3 separate regions of the Homo sapiens genome follow, and all the other regions are linked to region 1. Evidence: chromatin loops called from intact Hi-C (ENCODE). Cell type or tissue: K562. All regions are shown on one strand.

Region 1 (8,000 bases):
TGCAGTAAAGACAGGCGTAAGAAATTATAAAAGTATTAATTTGGGGAACTAATGAATGTCCATGAAATCTTCACGATTTATGTTCTTCTGCCATGGCTTCAGCCGGTCCCTCCCTTTGGGGTCCCTGACTTCCCGTAACACTTCTGCCTTTGCATTCTCATAGCTTAGCTCCTACTTCTTTTTTTTTTTTTAGATGGAGTCTCACTCTGTCACCCAGGCTGCAGTGCAATGGCATGATATCAGCCCACTGAAAGCTCCACCTCCCAGGTTCACACCATTCTCCTGCCTCAGCCTCCTGAGTAGCTGGGACTACAGGCACCCACCACCATGGCCAGCTAATTTTTTTGTGTTTTTAGTAGAGACAGGGTTTCACTACACTAGCCAGGATGGTCTTGATCTCCTGACCTTGTGATCCACCCGCCTCGGCCTCCCAAAGTGCTGGGATTACAGGCTTGAGCCACCACTCCTGGCCAGCTCCCACTTCTGAGTGAGAACATGCAATGTTTTCCCATTCTTGAGTTACTTCATTTAGAATAAGTCTCCAATCCCATCCAGGTTGCTACTAATGCCATTAATTCATTCCTTTTAATGGCTGAGTAGTATATCATCATATATATATTGTTTCTTTATTCACTCATTGAGTTGTGGGCATTTTGGTTGCTTCCACATTTTTGCAGTTGTGAATTGTGCTGCTATAAACGTGTGTGCAAATATCTTTTTTGTATAATGACTTCTTTTCCTCTGGGTAGATACCCAGTAGTGGGATTGCTGGATCAAATGGTAGTTCTATGTTTAGATCTTAAAAAAATCTCCACACTGCTTTCCACAGTGGTTGTACTAGTTTACATTCCCACCAGCAGTGTAGAGGTGTTCCTTTTTCACTGCATCTATGCCATCATCTATTATATGTTAATTATGGCCATTCTTGCAGGTGGTAAGGTGGTATCTCATTGTGGTTTTGATTTGAATTTCCCTGATCATTAGTGATGTTGAGCATTTTTTCATATGTTTCTTGGCCATTTGTATATCATCTTTTGAGAATTATCTACTCATGCCTTTAGCCCACTTTTTGATGAGTTTTTTTTTTCTTTCTAGTTTGTTTGAGTTCTTTGTAGATTCTGGATATATCAGTCCTTTGTCAGATGTATAGAATGTGAAGAATTTTCCCCACTCTGTAGGTTGTCTGTTTACTCTGCTGATGTTCCTTTTGCCATGCAGCTCACCAGTCACTGTCTGTATTCACACATCCATGTTCTGATTCCCAGACACCGATTTCATCATTCTATAAGTGATTATTTTGATTTCTTTAGTTCTTTAGCTCTTTAGTTTAATTAAGCTCTTTTTTTTCTTTAGCTCTTTAGTTTAATTAAGTTCCACCTATTGAACTTTGTTTTTGTTGCATATGCTTTTGGGTTCTTGGTCATGAAATCCTTGCCTAAGCCAATGTCTAGAAGAGTTTTTCTGATGTTATTTTCTATAAGTTTTATAGTTTCAGATTTTATATTTAAGTCCTTGATCCATCTTGAGTTGATTTTTGTATAAGGTGAGAGATGAGGATCCAGTTTCATTCTCCTACATCTAGCTTGCCAATTATCCCAGCGCCATTTGTTGAATAGGGTGTCATTTTCCCACTCTATATTTTTGTTTGCTTTGTTGGATATCACTTGGCTGTAAGTATTTGGGTTTATTTCTGGATTCTCTGTTCTCTTCCATTGGTCTATGTGCCTATTTTTATACCAGTGTCATGCTGTTTTAGTGACTATGACCTTATAGTATAGTTTGAAATCAGGTAGTGTGATGCCTCCAGATTTGTTCTTTTTGCTTAGTCTTGCTTTGGCTATGTGGGCTCTTTTTTGGTTCCATATGAATTTTAGGATTGTTTTTTCTAGTTCTGTGAAGAATGACAAGAGACCATCACTTCTTCAATGTAGCCCACATCTACACTTGTGCTAATTGTAAATGGCCCCTGGATTTCTAGACTTACAAGGTGCTTTAGTAAATAATCTAGAATCAGGTCACTCACTTCCTTCAGACACTGTCTCCTCAAGGAATTCAGAGAGATGCTTCTCATTCAGATGTGGCATGTCACTCCCTGGCTTAAACACCTTCAGTGGCTCCTTGTTGTTTATATAAAACCTGAATCCTGTGGCCCCAGCAGCATGACCTGCACGTTGTGGCCCCTGCACACTCCCATAGCCCATCTCACAGCCCCTCGTCCTTCTGCTGGGACTCCGGCCTCACTCACTTCTTTGTCCTGGGAAACGCTGAGCTCCGGTCCCTTTCATAGCCTCCACCCCAGCTCCTCCTTTGCCTGTTAGGAGAAGATGGGCTTCAACTTGAAGTCAGAATGTAAGCTTACATTTTGTCCACGTTGTTAAAAGCAGATTATATACCACATTGTTAAAATCAGGTTACATACCAATTAAAAGCAGGACATATACCTCTCATCACAGACATGGATTTTTTTAGGCAGTGATTATTATGGAAATTTTTGAGTTATATAAATATGCTGAGAGTTGTCTAATGAATCCTTGGCACCCATCAGCTAGCTTTGACATCATCAGTGTGACTCATCTTGTTTAATCTTTCAACCCTTTTTACCCATCATCTTACTCCATCGCTGGATGATTTTATAGCAAATCACAAACATGATCACTAATGCCAACATTAGTGATCAGCCTTGTTCTCATCCTGGAGCCCAGAGATGCTCAGGAAGGCCTTTTTGGAAAACTGATAGCTTGAGAATCAGTCCTACATCCCTAAAAGTGTATATTGGCTTCTATGGATCAGAGGTTTGGGGACACTTCCTGTTCATTGTTGGTACCAGGACACAATCCCAAGACCCTTATTGCTGCTGCTTCCAGTGCAGGAGATGGTGACTGGTTTAGCCACAGACAGACTGTGCAGGTTACCAAGTGAGTTCTGACTGCCCAGGACCCTGAGAGTCAGGAGAGAGACACAGGGTGAGGGAGGTGGCTCAGTAAGCCAGGGGAGCAAGGAAGAGCCCTGGTCCTCCCAGTGCCATCCCTGCCTCCTTGTCTCCAGCTACTACAGGAGTTATTAATAAATAATTTTTAGGCAGCAAGAAAGGGTGAAAGTTCTTGGTGGAATTTTCTTTTAATAAAAAGCGACCCCCAAACCATTTCTTTGCTAACAGAAAGCGGCTTGAAAAACCAGACTGGCAAGCATTGATACGCAAATGCTGGTGGCTAGAAGCCAGGTCCACCCAATATGGTGGCTTTCGCCCTCTTCTCCTTGTCACCACATGTGCCAGGTGTCACGGCAGCTTCCACATAAAAGCCACATGTGCAGGACATCATGGCAACCTGAATTTTCATATTAAAAGGCTAGGGTGGGAGGGCCAGTTTTTTTACAGGCTGCGTGAATGACACACCTGGTCAAACTCATTCCCTGGGCCCTGTGCAAATCAGACACTGCCTCCTCCAGCCTCCCAATATAACCAGCTGCTGTCCACCACATGTAGGGTTTTCCGTTCGGAGCCCTTCTCCCTCTCTATGGGGGAGCTGTTTTTCTTCTCTCTTGCCTGTTAAACTTTCCACTCCTTAAAACCACTCCACATATGTCCATCCATGTTGCTAATTTTCTCAGAATGAGACAAAAGACCCTGGTGTTTCTCCAGTCATCAGAGCCGTATCCTTTCTGGTGCCTTCACTGGGAATCCAAGGTACAACATTCATCGACGTAGTGATTAGAGGAGTGAACTCAAAGTCTGTTCTGTCATTCAGAGGTTCTTGGTCTCTATTTTAAAATCAAAATCAAATCAATTATGGGCATCCATTGGCCGTCTAAATACGCTTATCATGGCTGTTGTTCTAAAGACTTGAGTGTTAGGCTTGCTGGTCAGAACACGGAGAACCCGCAATACTCACGGGTCTTTGGGAATGTTGGTCATGCTTCAAATCAGTTTCTTTTCATGGGGAAACTTAGCCATCGCGTGAGGCTGGGAAAAGTTCTGAAGCAACTGAGAATTTCTGGCCAGGGCACAGCCTGGTGTTATTCAAAGGTTTCGGGACTGGACCCAGCCTCCAACGGCCTGCTCTGGATGTTGGTAAAGGATCCCTAGCTATCCTGTCGCAGAACCTTCTTCCTTTTTTATCCGTGGTCGTTATGTCTCTTACTCTCTCTGTGTGTCAAATGTGCGGGAATTTTTACAGCGTAGGGAAGTAATCCTGGTAGGCAAGATCAGAAAATGCTGTAGTAACTGGGGAGATAGCTCAGGAAAATGCCATTGCAATCTTCTAGGAACAGAAGTCTTCCTTTGCCCCTCAGTGAGGTTACTCCCTAAAATTCCTCTGGTGAGCACATGGTATTTCTAGGCCAACAGCGCCACCTAGTGGAAATAAAATCCTCTTTATGCGACACATTGCTGATCTCCGCGGTACACCGCAGCTTCTCAATTTTTTTCTTTTTGCACCTTTCTACTGGAAACCAGGATTTATGCTGCTCCTGTGAACGGGAAAATTCTGCTTTTAACTATTAGGAGTAAAATTCCTCTGCAGCCGAATTTGTGCCCCGATACTGTCCCATTAGCAGGAAAGTCGCCATTAGGTCCCCGCGTTCCTTTAAGACACCTGTTCTCTCTCCGATTAAAACAGTACTTAATTAGTAAGGAGATTTTAAGTCTGGAAGTTAACTGGAACCATTTTTCTAAGGGTAAATGCTTTAGCACAGGCCATAATAGCAGGCAATCTAGCACATTCCCTCCATTAAAGGAGCCTTTCCTTCCATATAGTTTCTGCCAAGATCTATTTTTTTGGGGGTGGGGGTGGGGTGAGACACACAGATCACACAAGTCTAGGAAGTCAAAGGGAAATCATAGGCAGAGGACTAGAGCTGCTTGGGGTAGCACGACTAGGCCCACAAGCTTAGTTCCTCTGGTGCCATGGCTTGGAGGGTCACGCTTGCAAACATGGGTGGCACATTTAACAGGGTGCCAGGACCTGGGTGATTCTGGAAATTGAAGGAAAGTAGATGTCCTTCTAAATACTAAAGCCAATCTCTCTCTTTTCTTCTCTCTAATCCAGGCCTCCCCTCTTCTCATAGCATCACCATAAGGAACATCTCAGGAAAAACTCTAGTACAATATTTTTCTCAACCTTAGTTGCAGTTAGGAGGACCTATTTACACATGCTTCCAAGCCATTGTCATGATAGCTTTACAGTTAGAAAAGCCTCCAAATTAATCCTGGGAAAGAACTTAACTGTTTACACCCCACGTAATGTGGCAGGATTACTGTCCTTTAGGGGGCGCTTTTAACTAACAGCCGGTAAAGCAAGAAATACATAAGGCAGGATAAGCAGTAGTCACTCTAAACAACATCTCTCCCCAGACACAAGCACTTAATTAGCTGAACTAATAGCTCTTACGAGAACACTTCAATTAAGCAAGGGAAAGGTAGCCAACATTTACACGGACTCCAAGTATGCTTTCTTAGCTCTCCATACTCATGCTGCCATTTAAAAGGAAAGACATCCTCTTACCACTAATGGATTTCCTGTAAAATATCACCAGAAAATTAGCAGGCTATTATCTTCACTTTTTATGCCGTGAGAAATAGCAGGGATACATTATAGGAACACCAAAAGGCAGCAAATAAAGTAGCCAAAGGAAATAGATTAATCAGGCAGCTAAGTCAAAGGCAAGGAAGCCTCAAGGCATTAACACACTTCAAGCCCCCTTCTAATCTAGGAATGCTCCATAACAGAAATTAAACCTCAGTATTTTCCTGCAGAAACAGAATAGGCCACTTCTCAAGGGTATGCTTTTTATCTCTCAGGATGGCTACAGCCAGAGGATGGCAAACTCCATTTGCCAGCCTCCAGCCAATGGAAAGTTCTTAAAATCCTTCACCAAGCTTTTCACTTAGGAAAGGATAAAATTTGTCAATGTGCTCAGAGACTGTTTTCAGGCAGAAAACCTATAAATTGGTTAAGCATGTAACCTCTCTACCTCACTTCCAACAGAAATTGACACAACTGGCAGAAGCCCAGCCCCAGGAAATAGAACCACCTTTATTTAACCCAGGAAATTTGGTACTAGTGAAAACTCTCACCTCTCTCTCCTTCCCTAAGCCAAGCTGCGAAGGGCCCTACACTGTTCTCTTTCAACCCCCTTGGCAGCAAAAGTTACAGGTGTCAACTTCTGAATACATCACACTCAAGTCAAAGCCTGAATGCCTGAGGGAGCAACCCCTGACAGCCCAGAGGAACGTCCTGAATATCAAAGTGGAGAAATAGAAGATCTTAAGCTGAAAATCATAAAAGATAAGTAACTGAGTGAGGGCTACTCATCCTACTCAGTCCCACTCCTACCTCACCAGATGCTTTTTATTTATTTATTATTTTTGAGACAGAGTCTTGCTCTGTCACCAGGCTGGAGTACAATGGCATGATCTCAGCTCACTGCAACTTCTGCCTCCCGGGTTCAAGTGATTCTTCTGCCTCATCCTCCCTAGTAGCTGGGATTACAGGCATGCACCACCACACCCAGCTATTTATTTTATTTTTTTTTTTTGAGATGGAGGCTTGCTCTGTCGCCCAGGCTGGAGTGCAGTGGCGCGATCTCAGCTCACTGCAAGCTCTGCCTCCCAGGTTCATGCCATTTTCCTGCCTCATCCTCCCGAGCAGCTGGGACTACAGGCGGTCTCGATCTCCTGACCTCATAATCCACCTGTCTCAGCCTCCCAAAATTTTTTTGTATTTTTAGTAGGGATGGGGTTTCACCATGTTGGCCAGGATGGTCTCAGTCTCTTGACCTCGTGATCTGCCCACCTCAGCCTCCCAAGGCGCTGGGATTGCAGGTGTGAGCCACCATGCCCGGCCACTTTTTATTATTTGTACCCCTTCCTCTAAAAATTTGCCACCAAATATTAGAACTTCTTTTTAATGCATATTCGCAGGGAGATTTTGATTATTCATAGAATTGCATTTGTAACCTTGTAGATTCCCAAAGGGAAATGTTATATCTTGGCAAGTAAAGTTTTCAATGGAAATTATTTACTATGCCAGTCTTGTGGGAATTGTTACAGTCACACTACTATTTGCAATAGAACTATACACTATGGCACTCACAATGTGGAATTCTGGTTGTAAAATTCTAATTGCTGTAACATCTTGTCTAATTATCATCCTTATAACAGGATTAACAATTGCAGGAAAGATTTAGTCAAGGCTGTTTTGCTTATAGCAGGAGTAATAGTTATGGATATAGCATGAAAGTTTTACTATCATTAAGTTTGATAGGACTTTTTATTGAAGACTGGTTGTATGGTGCACTCTAAGCTATAGAAAGAAGGTTATAAAAGAAGGAACTTTATATAAGAAAAGATCTTGTGTGGGAAATTCTTGTCCTAAAAGCAAATGACTGGTTATTTAAAGGAAGGATGTTTAGGACAAGTCGGAAAGTTTGAGTATGTTGTAAGAGGGTCTGTGAAAGTCATGAAATAATTTAATAATTAAAGAAAAGGAATTGTCAAGATTAACACTAAAGTTAATTTAGCCACCCAATAATGTATTTCTCCCAATTATATTGCAAGTTATAAAAATGGTCTAAGCCTAAAACTATTCACTAATGGCAAGTAAAGGGGGAAATGTATGGTTTTCTCAAGGAAAAATGTCACTTTCATATTAATCTTTCTGGTAATATTCAGTGACATCTAGTGGAGACAACCCAGTATTACAATCCACTGGTGTAACTAACAAGTATCAAACTCTGCTGTCATAGTTGTGGTCTATAGTACCCCCACTAACAGTGGTAATCTTAATACTCATATTCTAACCCTATATTTTAAACCTTCTTGTAAGATTTATCTCTTTTCACCTAGAAGCAATCAAACTCCAAATAATGCTGCAGACAGAGCCACACATGGACATGCCATTCTTCAGAGAATCCTTAGATCAACCTCAGGAGGAGGCCCAACTGCTGTCCCCTTACATGACGCCCCTTTCCAGAAGGAAGTAGCCAGAAAGAATTGTTGTCCA
Region 2 (8,000 bases), 480 kb before region 1:
ATGCTTGGAAATGAGGAAATATGTTCCCAGTGATTTAGAGAGATTCTCAAATTGGAAATTAGGTCACATTTTGAACTAAGCAATAATGAAATCATTACATGAAAACCTTGTGAGATACAGCTAATGTAGTACATAGAGGGAAATTGATTACCTTAAAATATGTATAGAAATTTTATAGAAAATAAGCTGAAAAAGAATGAGCTATGCATAGATCTCAGAAAAATGCAGTAAAATAATCTTGAAAAGTTGAAGGAAATAAGAAAGGGAAGAACAAGTATTAAAGAAGTAGATCATATATTCAGTGGGATGATGCAGCAAGAAAGTGGCAGTTAGTTCCTTTACAATATTACAGAAATTGAAACTGATTCGGTGAATTTATCAAGAACAGAAGAAAGGACTGGGTGGGTGCGGCGGCTCATGTCTGTAATTCCAGCACTTTGGGAGGCTGAGGTGGGCGGATCACTTGAGGTCAGGAGTTCAAGACCAGCGTGACCAACATGGCGAAACCCTGTCTCTACTAAAAATACAAAAAATAAGCCAGGTGTGGTGGCACTCGCCTGTAATCCCAGCTACTCGGGAGGCTGAGGCAGGAGAATCACTTGAACCAGGGAGGCAGAGGTTGCAGTGAGCCAAGATTGCACCACTGCACCACTGCACTTCAGCCTACGTGACAGAGCGAGACTCTATATCAAAACAAAACAAAACAAAATAAAAACAGAAGAAAGAAGGCACAAATCACCCATATCGAGTGTAAACAGGGCTGGGGGCGGGGGGTTGTTTTATAGATGTGGAATACCTAAAATGGGTAATAGAGTCAATTTTAACAACATTATGCCAGTACTTTGAGATGAAATGAGAGTATTCTTAGAAAAATCTAATCAAACACATATATTTGACTCAAGAAGAAGTAGAAAATCTCAGTTCTTCTAAGGGTATTGAATACATAGTGACAAATATTCCCACAAACAAAACTGGGTTAGGCAGGGTGCGGTGGCTCATGCCTGTAATTCCAGCACTTTGGGAGGCTGAGGTGGGTGGATTACTTGAGGTCAGGGGTTTGTGACCAGCCTGGCCAATACAATGAAACCTCTTCTCTACTAAAAATACAAAAATTGGCTGAGTGTGGTTGCACGAGCCTGTAATCCCAGCTACTCCAGAGGCTGAGGCAGGAGAATCACTTGAGCCCAGGAGGTGGAGGTTGCAGTGAGCTGAGATGGCGCTACTGCACTCCAGCCTGGGCCAAAGAGCGAGACTCTGTCTCAAAACAAACAAAAACAACCCCAAAACTGGCTCAGAGAGATTCACTGGTAGGAAATTCCAACCTTACACAAGATCCTCCAGAGAATAAAACAATTCTGAAGAATAAACGATGCCTTAATCACAGTAGTGCCACATATAGTGCTGGCTAGTACATAATGGACAAGTCTGGTCCATGCATTCCAAGGATGCAAAATCGGTTTGACATTAGAAGAATGACAAATTGCAATATTAAAGGAGAAAAAAATCACAATAAAAGATGCAGAAAAAACATTGAATAAAATCTGAAGAATGATTTTCAGAAACTACTTACCATACGAGAAATGTAAAATAACTTCCTTAATCTGGTGAGAGACTCCTGCAAGGAACCTACAGCAGGCATCGTGTTTAATAGTGAACTGTATATAAACATCCTTTGTGACAAGACAAGGATGCCGCATTGTACTGAATACCAGCAGGGAGAGTAAGGTGAAAGAAAAAAATGAAAGGTGTAGGAATTGAGAAGATGGCAACAAAATTGTCACCATTCACAGATGACATGTTTAAATGTGCAGCAAATCCTACAGACTGCACAGATACACTTTTAGAACTATGAGAAAGTGTAGCAAATTTACCAGATCTGATTTCAAATATATAAGCCTATTATTTAATATATTTTTGTACATCAGCAGATGAATGGAAAATAATATTAAAGAGGGATACAATTTACAATCACATTAAAAATATCAGTTGGACTGGGCACAGTGGCTCACACCTGTAATCCCAGCACTTTGGCAGGCTGAGGCGGGTGGATTGTTTGAGCCCAGGAGTTTGAGACCAGCCTGGAAAACATAGCAAGATTCTGTCTCTACCAAAACAATTTCAAATTAAAAATTAGCCAGGCATGGTGGTGCATGCCTGTAGTCCCAGCTACTCAGGAGGCTGAGGTGGGAGGATCACTTGATCTCAGGAATTTGAGGCAGCAGTGAGCCAAAACTGTGCCGCTGCACTCCAGCCTGGGTGACAGAGCCAGACCCTGTCTCTAAACAAAACCGAAACAAACACCTCCCCCGACCCGCTCCCTGCAAAAACTCACAACAAATGTATATCAGTAAACTAGGGGTTCATCTACAGAGATGTCCAAGCTGTTTATGGGGAAAATTGTACAACTTTCTTGAGAATTATTAAAGTATACTAATGGGAAAGACAGAGGATATTCATGGATTGAAAGGTGTCAATTCTTCCCAAACTGGTTAGTAAACTATCCATTCATTCAACGTGCAAAATTCCTGTACATTTTTAGGGGGATAGAAGAGTAGCTGATTCTAGGGAAGAGAAGCTCAGATCTTCTTGACAGAGAGGAGCACCCTCCTCCTTCCTGGTCACCTGGGCAACTTCAAGGTCATGACCAGAGGGAACCTGGGCCCCTCTATCGCCCGCCCAGAATTCTCCCTCTCCTTCCCCAAGCCCAGAAGCCGGCCACGCTGTTCCCAATGGAGGGAGCATTTCCTCTACCATGGACACAGCCCAGGCTCAGCTTCTGCTCTGGGGCACAGAGGGGAGGGGCTCTGAGGGCGGGAATCCTGTGGAGGGGCACAGCTCCCTGTGCTTTCCGGGGGTCGCACTACCCAACCCGGTGGCCCCCTCTTGTCCTGCAATCCCATCCCGGCTCCGGTGGCCCACTTCACCCTCCTCGGCCACCAAGGGTCTCTGCCCCCATGCTAGCAGTGCTGGGAAGGGCCCCAGTCTGTGCAGACTCAAAAGAGTAGGGACCAGGACTGCAACCTCTGAATAAAACCATGGGGAAACTGAGGCTCAGGGAGGCCAAGGTCAACGAGGCAGGAGCAGAATGGGCATCAGGGTGGCAGGGTCTGGTGACCTTCGAGTGACGCCCGGCGGGCTGGGCCTCGCCCTTGGGCTTTACCTGGTTCTCATTTGGTGCCAGATGTCTGTGCTCTCTGGGGATAGGAACATCCCAATCGTCCACAGTTCCAAGGCAGGGTGTGGTTGTGGGGCATGAGATGGTGGCCCTGCTGGGCTGTGCATTAGTCTGGCTGCTCTGGGGAGAACTCAGTTCATAGTAAACCCAAATATAGACGTGTGTCCCTCTAGTTACAGGGTGAGTGTGTGTCCTTGGGAGGCATGATGTATGCACGGGGACATGCAGGGGCTCACTGGCCTGTGTTTGTGAATGAATAACCCAGACAGCCCAGATGTCCATCCACTGGGGATGGGCCGGGACCAGCGTCTATTTGTATGTTGAACCATGGAGCTCTGTCTTATTTATCTAGTTGCATCTCCTAGTACTAGAGATATACATGTAGCAAGTTAGAAGGAGCGTGACAGGTTCCACATGATGTTGTTCAGGTGCATTTGAAAACTGAGAACAAATGCAAACTGCTCAGCATGGTCTGTAAGGCCCCAAGGAACCCCCACCCCCGCCTGCAACCCAGCTCCCTCTACCCCTTCCCTCCCTCACCCCTCCTCTCTTCTTGGATCTGGCCACATGGCCTCCTTGCTGTTTCTGCAATTCGTCAGCAGAGTCTCACCCCAAGGCCTTCGCACTTGCTGTTTCTGCCGCCAGGAGCGCTCCTCCCCAGGCACCTCCACAACTGGCCGGTCCCCTCATTGACTCAGGGGTGTCCCTTCCTGACCATCCAGCTAAACCAGCAGTTGTCACAGTCTCCCGTTTGACCCTGTCTTTTTCGTAAAGAACTCATCACATCACAAATGACAGCATCACGTGGTGTTTGTTCCAGGCCTATGTCACCCAATGGCACTTGGTTCCAGGGCTTGGCCCCCGAGGCCACCACTGGGTCCCCTGGGCATAAAGCCACATCCAGAGCTGTTGAATGGCTGCATGTGGAGTGAGCAGCACTGGGTTTCTCTCAGGGAAAAGGGGGAGGGAAACGGAGGGGAATCTAACCTGATCAGTTGTATTTTCCTCTCAGTAAAAGCCTGTGATAGTTGACAGCAGGCTAGCATTTGTTACTGCTGTGTGTCAATGTTCTTGGCATTTCTGTGTTTTCCTAAAGCCCAGGCAGGCCCTCCCCTCCTATACCCCGTCCCACCTGGCACAGAGGAGAGCCGTTTCTGGGACTCTCTGGCCTGGAAATTCCTCTCCCCCAAGGTGTCTTCTTCCCTCCCGGGGGACCGTGCACCCTGTGTATGTGACAGGTGGGTGTACAAGGGCCCCCAGATCCTCTGCTCCAGCCCCTCCCTTGGGAGAGGGCCCAGCCTCTGGGCTCTGACAGGGCCTCAGGAGCTGGAGTTATTCGGAATCTGAGTACCCGGACCATTGGTGGTGGGTGGAGGGGAGGGCTGTACCACTTTCCTGATGAGGGACCTTGGCCAGGTCACATCCCTCTCTGTGAAAGGAGATAATGATCTTGCCAGACTTGTGCATCCTGGGATTTCCGGATGAAGACTCCTGGGGGTTGTGACTGATAAGACAGAGACCTTCTAGAGAAGGGACAACAGTGGCCACTAGAGGGCGCTATCGACTCTGGCTCTGGCCAGTGCATGTGAGTGGGTGTGAGTGTGTGAATGCGTGTGTGTGTGTGAATGAGTATGAATGTGTGTGGATAAATGTGTGAGCATGAATGGGTATGTAAGTGTGACTGTGTGTGTGTGTGTGTGTGGATGTGTGTGTGTGTGGAGCCCCTTGTACAGGCACAGTTAGGATATGTCAGCCAAGGATGCAGCTGGGATGCCTTCACGTGGTGACATCCCTGTTCAGGTGACACTGCAGTGCACGGTTACCACATGGCTGGACTCCTGAACACTCAGCCATCCTGCTCTGGGGCAATCTTCCTATAGCCTCGAGCTCCCTGCCCCAAGAGTGGTCCTGAGGCTCCTTGGTCTGGGGGTGGGCACAGGACAGTGGAGTCACTCTGGCTCTAGCGCTGGAAGGAGGGGAGGCAGGAGGGGATGGCTGCTCTGCTCAGACCCTGCGTATCCCTCACATTCAATAAACTGGGCTGGGATGTTTAGTGTTGAGCAAGCTTCAGCCACGCATGCCCTGAGGAAGGAACACGTGCAGGGCCTGTGTGAACTGCACTGGGGCCCCCTATCCAGAGAGGAACCCCGGGGCCGGGTAGACTGGGGTGGGGGTGCCAGCTCTCTAACCTCCCCAAAGACCCAAGGGCTCCTCTGCTCAGAGTGGTCAATGTGGAGTCTTGGGGTGCTGGAGCCCAGCACCCTTTGCAGCCTCGGGGTGCTGGTCATGGGGCTGGATCCCAGCTAAGAGGGGACCTCATCAGGGCCAAGTGTGTGTGACAGCATCCTGTGGGGGAGCACTGGGCCTTAAGACTGGCAGCCAGGCTCACAGCTGGACCCATGACAAGTCCTTTGTCCCCTCTGGGCCTCAGTTTTTCTGTGTGGCTGAGTGGTGAGGTCCATTCTCTAAGACTCTTTTGGTGTCCCCCAGACCCCCCTGCCTCCTGGGGCAGCTGGGCTGGGCACCTGGGACCCATGAGGGGCTGACAGCCCAGGATCTGAGACCTGGGCCAGTGCAGAGCTGGGGGCACCAGGCCCTGCTGCTGGAGGTGCTGGGCTGAAGATCCCCCCAGCCTCCCACAGCAAGGGCAGCCACCCCAGGAGAGCCAGGCTGGGGACTGAAGACTTGGGAACTAAGGAGCTAGGGATTATCTGATGCAGGAGGGGCCAAATCTCCTTCCTGGGCTCTGAAGGTGGAGACAGTGGCCACCAACAGGGCCTCTCCAGCCATCCCTCAGCCCCACATGTGCACACCTCACAGACTCCAGCCCACAGACCCCTGACCTGGAATAGCTCTCCCAGCCCCCACTTGCAGCCCTCCTGCCTCCCTAGATCTCCAGAGCAGCCAGAGGCTGAACTCATAGCCCTGAGCCTTCTCCAATGGTGGTGTCAGTAGCAGTGGGGGTGGTTGGTGCTGCCAGAGAGAGACACAGAGCAGCCACGGTGGAGGCTGCGGAGGTGGAGGAGTCTGAGGCCTCCCTGAGGAGGGAGCTTGGGGCCTGGTTCAGGTCACCTCACAGTGGATGCTCTGGGGAGTTTGGAGGAGGCCCTGGGGGCCCCTCTATCTTTCCTATTCTCAGTGTAGAGCTGGGGTCAGGTGGGGCAGGTGGGAGCCCAGTTCCTGTGGATGCCTCTCCTTCCACACCCTCATGGGTACCTTTCGTGGATGCAGGGGGGCCTCTTTGGGCACTCAGCAGGGCAGTTCAGGCTCTCTTCTCTGGAAGTCAGTCTGGGACATGCGTCCAAGGCCTTAGACAGGCATGACCTTTGATCTTTGCAGAGAGGGTCAACCCCAAGTCAGTCACTGGATCCTTGCACAGAGGTGGGGGCGAGGGGCTTTGGCTGTGTCCTGCTCAGAACAGTGAATGACCTGAGCAAAGCAGCCTAATTGTCCAGCTGACTTGGGAAGAGGCTGCCTCAGTGTTGTTGGAGCTGCTTGTTCCCAGTGTGATGCGCACCCAGGTTTATCCACACCTGCATGGATATGTTGTTAAGTGACAACCGTAGAGAATCTTTGTCAGTCTGTCTATTCCTCCTCCTCCTCCTCCTTCTTCTTCTTCCCTTCGTCTTCTTCTTCCTCCTCCTCTTCTTCTTCTTCTTCCTTCTTTCCTCCTCCTCCTCCTTCTTCTTCTCCTTCTCCATCATCATCATCTATCTGCTATGTGAAATGCAAGGCTGAGTCTGGAATTCCAGATACAACCAGTACAGATCTCCAGGCTGCACTGGAAACTTTCTCTTTATACTCTTTTCTTCTTTAATTAGGAAAGAATTCACTATGTTTGAAAAACAAAGTGAAATGATGTGTTGTACAATGACAGGCCCTGGACAAACTGTCACACTGGACTCCAATTGGGTGTTTCTGATGCCCTGCTCCTGGGCAAAACTGCCCATGTGTCAGTGGCAGCAGAGTGGACAGCTGAGTGATGGGACCTCCACACAGTGGGCTTCTAGTCAGCAGTGAAATGAGTAATTCATCAACATCAATATCAAAGAGACAGTGTTGAGAAAGAAGCAAACCATGAAAAATACACATGGTCTTCTTCAATCCGTATGAAGTTCAAAAGCAGGACAAGCTGAAAAACCGTTTGTTGAAGGGCACACACAGGAGGTCAAACTTTAAGGAAAAGGAAAGAGATGATGAATTCCGTGGTTCCTGAGGTCTAGGCAGTATTCCTAGCCCAGGAGGCTAATAGATGTGAAACTCACATCATGTGGAATTCACCATTTTAAAGTGTACAATTGAGTGGCATTTAGTACATTCACGATGTTGTGCAATCATCACTCCTATTATTACTCTGTAAACTTTACAAATTCATCGTATTTATTTATTTAATGGTTGTTACAGTTTGCAACTAAAATAGAAGGAAATACATCAAAATATTAGCAGTGGCTCTTCTGGGTGAAGTACAAGGGGCAAATTGTTTTCTCCTGTTTGTTTTTCTGTACACGTTGTTTACTGTGTCACATTGTTTACTGTGAATAGTTACTATTTGAAACTAAAGATCAAGGGCGATAAACTGTATTTTAAGAGGAAGTCAGAAAACAAACAAGGTGGCCCTCTCGTATGCTGTGCTGACACCTGTGTCCCTGTAGCCTCAACTACGCCTGTTGCCCCCACCTGCGCCTGAAGTTTGAGGTCGCTGGTGGCACCTCTGTGCCAGGGGGCCCTGGAACCTCTCCTAGGATGGTCCCAGAGAAAGGAGAGAGATCTGCTTCCTGGAATCTCAGCTCTAGATGCTTTGGTCAACTCCATGTCATCTGTGTTT
Region 3 (8,000 bases), 250 kb before region 1:
AATAGAGGAACTGGACATAGGAACTGAAACCTTGTGCTTAAGGCAAGGCTTCAGAGGAGAATCCTAGTGTAGACGCATGGGATTTAGCAACAAGTCTATGTCATGTGCAGTAGATAATTATTTCCTTTTGAAAACAACCTCTTCTATATTCGAGGGCTTTGTTACATCCAGAACCTCATGAGACACCAGTAACCACACAGTCAGACCTGCCATATCCCCTCGGTCATAAGCTCAGGCAGGGCACGAAATATTACACCATGAGATGAATGTGGCACCCGTAGGATGGAGCAGGAGCAGGGCTCAAGGGCACCGTCTTCTGCACAAGCAGGTTTTTCTCTCTATTGTTCCAGTGCCTCTTCCTGGGTTCACACTTATATGGTCTGGTGGAGATGGGGATGCTTGCAGCAGGTTACTCAACAGTACCTGTCACCTGAAAGAGTTGTGAGGAGCTCTGTCCCATAGTGGTATGACACGATCCTCCTGTGACCCCCTAGTGTCTAGTCACCACATTAAATATGAAAAGATAAGACAAATAAATTCAGATATATATATATATTTTATTTATTTCAGTAGAGCAAAATACTATCATTTTCACGTTATCAACATGAAATTATGTATGAGATAAATTACATCGATTTTCATGTATATTGTTATTGTTATTTTTCTGGAGATGGAAAATTTGGAAACTATGTAGTTGATGGGGATGTGATTGGGTTCTTTGTTGACCAGGGTGTCCTGCAGTGGGTTTTGATGTGATGAATGATCCGTATTTTACGTAGTTCGCCACATCTACATATCTGGTTGGAGTTGTAGAAAGGAGCAACATTTACAGAGGATGTGGAGGGTGGAGGTGGGCAGCATCCATCCTGCAGCTCACCTTGTGGGTGTATCTGTGGTTCCTGTGAGGGGTGAGGCTGCTCCCCCTGCCCCGGGCTTTCCTGCAGGGAGATCTGACTCCAACAATCCCTCAACCCAGAGCACCTGGCATGTCAGGCTCCCTTTTCATTCCATAAAAATTCAAGGAACCATCAGATTGGGCATTTCAACATTTACTCTGCAAATTTGGACAGAAACCAGAGTTTTCAGTTTATAGTGGCCTACTCAGGTCCCTGATGACCCATGTTGGGGACAGCTGGCCATCTTAGATGGGGTTCTCTGGAAGCTAACTCTGCAATAGAGATGTCCATGCACAGAAGATTCAGAAGGGAGTGGGGGAGGCAACACGGGGCAGAAGGAGACCCTGACTCGTGATGGAGTTGACATTGAGGCCTCAGGTATCCACACAGGGAGCTCTGGAGCTGGGAGGCCCTTCATTCAGTGGCATCTTAAATTGAGGCAAGGATTTGAGATCTTGGTTGATTAAACCGAACCCCTCTGAAAAGGGACACAAACTTGAGGAAGCTTTCTGCAACCAACAGCACTTCCCAGTGAGGGCACAGCTCTGAGCTGCTGGGCTTCTCAGCAGTGCCAGGTGGGTCACATTGAGGAGGGGATCTGGGCAGACTTCACAGTGTCCATTCCTCTGGTTTGCTCTGTTGGGAATCACAGGCTGCCACACAGCCTGGGGGCCAGGACCTCAGCAGAACTGGGCAGTAGTTCTGGGGCCTGATCCAGACAGTTGGTCTAAGGACTTGCCCTGTCCCCACCATATGACCATCCAGGGGTAGGACAGTGGACAGAGGTTGCCTCTGTCTGTCTTTCCACCCAAGCCTTCATTCTCTAACTCACACAACAGCCCCAAGTCACCAGATGATTCTGGCCCTTCCAGGCCATATTTATGCCTGATGTATCTTCTGTAGAGACTCCTGGAGGGGGCTGGAGGGAAGGGCAACCTGAAAGGCTCAGATCCAGGTGAACTGGGCCAGATTCACTCATGGCTTTATCAACAGGCTTCCCGGGGCTGGAGCAAGAGGGTGACCGAGGCTGGGAGGGTGTTTTTGTCTCACTTCCTCATCTGCCTGTGTCACCGTGGGATGATCACTACTACTATCCCACACCTGACAGTAATAGTCGGCCTCATCCCCGGCTTCGACCCTGCTGATGGTCAGGGTGGCCGTGTTCCCAGAGTTGGAGCCAGAGAATCGCTCAGGGATCCCTGAGGGCCGGTCGCTATCATCATAGACGACCAGCACAGGGGCCTGGCCTGGCTTCTGCTGGTACCAGTGCACACTTTTACTTCCAATGTTGTTTCCCCCACAGGTAATCCTGGCCGTCTGTCCTGGGGCCACTGACACCGAGGGTGGCTGAGTCAGCACATAGGAGGTCACAGAGCCTGCAAAGATAAAAATAAATAAATAAATAAATAAATAAATAAATAAATAAATAAGAGAGAGGTTGGCTTGCAGGTGAAAGATGCTTCTTATGAAATCCCTTGCCCTGCTGTCCCAGACAAGCTCCAGAGAGTCTGTGAACCCTCAGGGTATCCCCTGCAATCAGCCCCAGCCCCAGTGGCCCATGACTTTCCTGTTGTATGGAGACTTTGAACTGAAAACTCACTACTCTCTCCTGGCAGGTGCAGTCCCTCAGGCTCTCACAAGCCTTTGAGCACAGTTTGGGGGGAGTTCAGCCCCACCAGCCTCCCACCCTGCAGCAGGGTCATGAGCATCCTGCCCACCACAGGAAGGGCCCTCCTGAGCTCAGAATCAAGGACACGCTGGACCCAGAACCCTTGGGCTGGGCAGGTTGGTGAGACCCTGGGGGGATCACCTGTGCAGTGAGAGAGGAGGCCGAGGAGGAGAACGGTCCAGGCCATGGCTGAGGCACCACCAGTGCTGCTTCCTTAGGCCCAGACTGAGCAGGTTCCTCCCAGGCCTCTCTTATCCCCTTGCTGGAGAGAGCGGCCCATGATGCAAATCAGCAGAGTCAGAGGCTGCTGCTGGAGGAGATCTGTGGTTTCCAGAGAAGGACTCAGCCCCAAAGGAAACAGAGAGAGGAGGGCTGGCCCCTGCTTACCCACCCCCTCAGCCCATGCGATTTTCCTTCACCCACTGGTCCCATGGTCTGGGCTCACATCTTTACCCAGGTTGTGCCCAGCCTTGCTCCTTGGCTGGGTTGGTCGTGGAAAAGCTCAGAGCTGACTTCCTCTGTATTTTCTAGGGGATATAAAGACCTTCCTATGGGATAGATGTTGGCCGTGATTTAAGAGGTTGTTAGAGTCACAGTGGTGACAGGGGAATTATCTGGGGTCCACAGTCCCCTCCTTCATTCCATCCTGGCTCAGAAGGGAGGTGGTTAGCTTTTTTCTGCTTCTCTAGTAATGTCCTGATTGTAAATATTTTATGTCAGACATGAGATGTCTGGTACAGGCCTAAATCCATTTAAAGTCACATGCCAGAGCCCAATGCAGGGACCCTCTTCATTCTCACTCATGTCCAAGACGGGTCCCCAAGAGCCCAATGCAGGGACGCTTCTCATCTCCCACAGGGGACGGCACAAGCCTTGGACAGGTACAGGCCCCATTCCAGGGCACAGCTCCTCTGTGCTAGAGGAGAATGCAATTCTTGGTTGCCAAGGGCACATAGAATTTTGGAAGATCCATGGGATGCGGTAAGTTTCTACCTTGGCTGCGAGTTCTAGTGTCAGGTCATGGGTGCTGTGCCTCAGTATCACCAGGGTGCTGTCAGGACCAGGGACAGATCAGGAGGTGAAGGAAATGTTTGCTTCATGAGAAAATGAGAGGGGGCTGCAAACTCCAAGACCCAGGAAGTAAGTGTTTATTATAACTAAGTTGTCTTCTGTTGCTGGGAAAATGTAACAATGGATAAAAACTTAAGTCAACAAAAGATTAATGAGTAAGTATTGTGTGTCTCATAAGGAAATCAAGAACTACGAATTGGCAGGTTCCCCAGAACAGAGTCAGGAAAGACCGGGGACAGTGGACGTTGAGGGGTGGCCAGGGAAGGAGAAGTGGCTGTGTCTGCAGGACAGGGGCTCCCAGAGCAAAGGCAGGGAGGTGGGACACGTCTGACTACAGGATGGGATGGCATGTGTGACAGTGAGATGGGGGCCAGGTCGATGGGAAGAGGCAAAGTGCCTGAATGTGTGTCAGAAAAATAAGGATCATCTCCAAGAGTCAGATCTGAGAACCAGGAAGCCAGAAGAATGTAAACATCGGTGTCAAGGACAAATACTCTAAGAAAAGAAGAACCTCTTTCCCTCCAGATCTCAGGTCATGGTCACCGACCCTCCCTGCATGTGGGCATCTCCCTGATGCCCAGGCCCACCCCATCTCCAGGTGCTTCTGCCAGGTTACTCTCTGCTGCCCCCTGGTGGCCACTCTACGCGGGCTGCTGGAGGCTCAGGGGCCTCCTGGGTCCAGGTGTTGCTTCAGAATCTGCTGCTCAAGTCCCTGATCCCTTCGTTCATGGACTGCTGACCTCAGGGAAGAAACTCCTCTTCTCTGTGTGGCCCCTTCCTGCCTCAAGACCCGGCACAAGGTGCTCAAGATTCCTGATGGAAATACAAACACTCCATGTAGTAGAGGAGGTTTCAGGTTCTTCCTCAGGCTCCCTGCACGTCTGTCTCTCTGTGTGGTGGGTGGTCCTGAAGGGGGACTGGGGCTTGGTACTGAGGGATGCAGGACTCACAGGTGGCTTTGACTGGTTCTGGATACAAATACAGGGCCAGCGTACCTTCGTAGTGACTCCTGCAATAAAACAGAGACAGAAGCTCATTCACCCAACATATATCCACCCTGGCCCACTCTATCCTGGCAAGACTGCTTTTCAGGAGCTCAGCATGAGGAAAACACAGTCCTTGCTCTGAGGAGTTTCCTGTCCTATTCCTGGGTCAGTGCATGGGTCCACACCAGGTCCCAGACCCTCCCTAGTTCACCTGGCCCTGAAGACACTCAGGGGAGTTGGTCCTGGTCACTCCCCTCTACCTGATGCCCACCAGGCAGCACTGTAGGGACCCACCCTGCTGCCTGTGTATCTGGCCCTGGGCCAGCTTTCTGGGTCCCCATTGGGTCACCCAGCACTGCTTTCCCTGAAGTTCCAGAGCTTTCCTGACCCAGGAGCAGAGAATTCAGGGAGTGCACTTGACAAGGAAAGGAAGGGCCTGTGACAGGGAGTGACAATCTTAAGGCCACTGGGGAAGGAAGAAAGAAGAGCAGGACCAGGGAAGTCCTAGACCCATAATGATGAGCTCTTCTGAGTGTCCTGGAACCCGCCTGGACTTGGGGAGGGGACGTGGGAAAATCCTGAGTCAAATTTTTGAGGCCCTGATGCCAACAGCTTCCCCTCGTCAGTTCCTCCAGCTGCCTGTGGGGAGCGCTGCTCTACCTGGACATGGAGCCAGTCAGGACCTGGGAGGGCAGCCAGCTCCCTGCACTCATTGGCTGATTAGAAGACTCAAAGTACAGTACTCCAGGTTTCAATCAAACATAGGCCTTTTAATGATCCTTTAAGCTGACAAATTTTTAATATAATGTTTAAGGATTAGGGATCCCCCTATAAAAATGATCTATCTATGTTAATATTTCATTAGCTCAATAAATGAGTTGTCGATATATTAATACTATAGCATTTCTCAGTGCTTTTTTGAGCAGAGTATCATTTTCTTTTCTGTTTTTCCCATTTCCATGAGGTATGGGCCCAAATACAAGCCACGAGCATTGATATGAGAAGCCTCTGCTTTTCCTGTTCAATACGTCCCACACCTGACATGCTTACCTTATGCCAGTGTCCTAAAGGGAATCACGAAAAGCATCGGCTGAAGCAATAGGCAGAGAAATGTCACCTATGGTATGATTTTACCCAAGAGCCACACAAGGTATTTTCTCATGGAGCAAATAGATGATGCTCACACACAGGTGACCCTGCACAGGTGTGACTGAGTCATTCTGGGTCAGATGTGAGCTGAGCATGTTTCCTTCCCACTGACCAAGGTGGCTTCTGCCCTGCTCACCCCTGGGAGAAGCTCCCTCTTTGCTCCTGGTTCTTCATGCTGGGAAGATGCTCTTTTTTTGGGAAAGCAGAGCTGAGGCTGTCACGGCAGAATGAGGGGACCTTGTCTATGGGCTTTGAAATTCCTGGACTCACAGGTCCTAATTCTTCTCTGGATGCAAAATTATCAGGCAGCAGAATAACAGAGTAAGGGCCCCTTACCAGCCCCAGGCTGTGCTGAAAATGGTTTCCTAGTGCAGATCTCCCAGGCGGTCTCCAGGAGCCTGAGACTGGCTGAGTCAGTCCTCACTGAGGCCCAAGCAGCAGGGAAATGTGTGAACCTTCCCTCTTCTGTCGTGGTTCATCCAAAGATTTAGTTTTCTTTGAAATCCCAACATCCTGTCACTTGAAATTCTGAGCCTTGCACAGACGTGTTCACTGCTTCAAGTGGTGGAAAGTCTCCAGATGGACGAGTTCCTGCATCCGTCTGCACTTTCAAAAGTCTCTAATTTAGAGCTCAGCCATGTTTGTAGAGCAGAAGCTCCAATAAAGTAGGTGTGTAAGAGTGTGTTAGATAAGCAAGGGAGATGGTGAGAGAGAACATGAAAGCTTCCCAATCCCCTTCACCTCTAACCCCCGTGGTCCACATCTCCCAGGAACATACAGATGAGAGGGGCACGGACAGCAGAGACTCAGGGCTGGAAATTCCATGTTTAGAGCCACAGGTTTCTTCAGCTTCCTGTTCCACCAGCAGATCTAATCCCCTTATGCTCATCAGAGATAAGGTGTCCTCAGCCACCTTCTGTCCCTCTATGTGACTCAGTGTCCAATAGCTATGAATGACCTTTTTCTTGAGAATCAAATTCAGATGTAGACTCAGCAGTGGACACGGTCCTCCCAAGCACAGGGATCAGAGTCAGCAGCACAGAATCTGCCCCGTGAGCACAGTGTGCACAGCTCCACTGCACACCCAGCATAGCCCTACTGCATGGAAACAGTCCTGCTGCCAACAGTGAACACTGTCATCTTTGGGGGTACTTTTCACAAAATTATTCAAAAGCCTTGACAAAGGGTCTGGCTTAGAAATGCTGGCTGGAGACAGCTAACACTCAAATATGAGCATGAGAAGTTTGAGTATTCTTCCTGGCAACAAATTAACAGATTCAACAGACATTTCTGGAAGACTGGAAATGTGTGACCTTGGACCAGACAGAAGATCATTGCTAATTAGAGAAAGAGTGAGAGAGAGAGAAAGTTGAATTGTAGCATAAACAACAGAGAAAATGGTGCTCAGTACATAATTCTTCCATTTTTAACAGTTGTATAATTGCAAAATTACTTTGCTTCCTGAGCATGCAATATTTTTATTATGGTAAAATAAACATAACAAAATGTTTCATCCTTTTAATCATTTTTAAGTGTGTAATTAAGCGGCAGTAAGTACAGTAAAAATGTTGTGCAAACATCACCATTGTCCAACCCAAGAGCTTTTAGTTCAGCGCACAAAGAACCTCTATCTATTAGACAGCACTTTAGAAACTTTGGACATTGTGGACAAAATGACGAGTGTGTGATAAAAAGAAAATCCCAAGGATGAACCAAAGACGGTATTTGCACTTCACCCCCAGCTTCTGTGGAATCTCAGTGCAGTAGGGGGTGTGCCTCATCCAGGAACCCAGATGAGACGCAGCCCCTGGGGCCTTTTCTGGGCTGTTTCTTCCCAAGGAGCAGAGGAATTTCAACAAGACTGTGCCCTCTGAGACAGCTCTCTCCTCTCCCGCAGTACGTGTGATTACTTCTGGGGTTTTGTTTTCAGTTTACTGGACTGATCTCTACAATAGTTGAATGATCCTGGAAGATGAATTTGGATTTGTACAGACCCAGATGGGCAATAGTGGCATTAGCAATATCTGTGCCAGATGGGGATCTCTGGGAACAGAATGCTATGGCTGCAGGTGCACAGTTACCTCACTGAAGCAGATACTGAGGTCTTGTCTATTTCCCTCAGAGAATAGGATCAGAATCAGTGTGCATTCAGGTGGAATGGACGACAGTATACATTCACACTTTCTCTGCCCAGCATCATTAGCTCTCTTATCTCTATCATGATATCAT

Evidence for each region. A loop is a pair of places that touch in the nucleus more often than their neighbours do. Peaks named below come from ENCODE experiments on the same cell type or tissue, not always from the same donor. Only the 100,000 strongest peaks of a DNase experiment are listed, where the experiment ranks them.
Region 2: a loop joins it to region 1, with 4 times the contacts of the local background. A loop is called at or near these places in 62 of 110 quality-filtered maps.
Region 3: a loop joins it to region 1, with 5 times the contacts of the local background. A loop is called at or near these places in 4 of 110 quality-filtered maps.

What each region holds. Positions count from the first base shown.
Region 1 is chr22:22,460,588-22,468,587 of GRCh38, reverse strand. It overlaps IGL. Among named protein-coding and RNA genes, the nearest start is that of ZNF280B, 44 kb to the left of the region's middle. In K562, CTCF peaks have their summits at 3,483, 4,340 (motif pointing left), 5,252 (motif pointing right) and 7,677 (motif pointing left); DNase peaks (open chromatin) are centred at 4,327, 4,919, 5,247 and 7,687; H3K27me3 peaks cover 1,773 bases.
Region 2 is chr22:22,939,657-22,947,656 of GRCh38, reverse strand. No RefSeq gene overlaps it. Among named protein-coding and RNA genes, the nearest start is that of IGLL5, 56 kb to the right of the region's middle. RefSeq lists a silencer at 394-443 and enhancers at 3,690-3,939, 4,580-4,669, 6,310-6,399. In K562, no CTCF peak of the experiment used is centred here; DNase peaks (open chromatin) are centred at 2,676, 2,836, 3,816, 4,696 and 5 weaker places; H3K27me3 peaks cover 2,361 bases.
Region 3 is chr22:22,707,171-22,715,170 of GRCh38, reverse strand. It overlaps LL22NC03-102D1.18 (a long non-coding RNA gene), which reads left to right and starts at 3,577. Exons shown (of 3, transcript XR_001755442.1): 1 at 3,577-3,705. It also overlaps IGL, IGLV3-21 and the pseudogene IGLVI-20. In K562, no CTCF peak of the experiment used is centred here; DNase peaks (open chromatin) are centred at 1,699, 4,280, 4,860, 5,310 and 3 weaker places; H3K27me3 peaks cover 1,544 bases.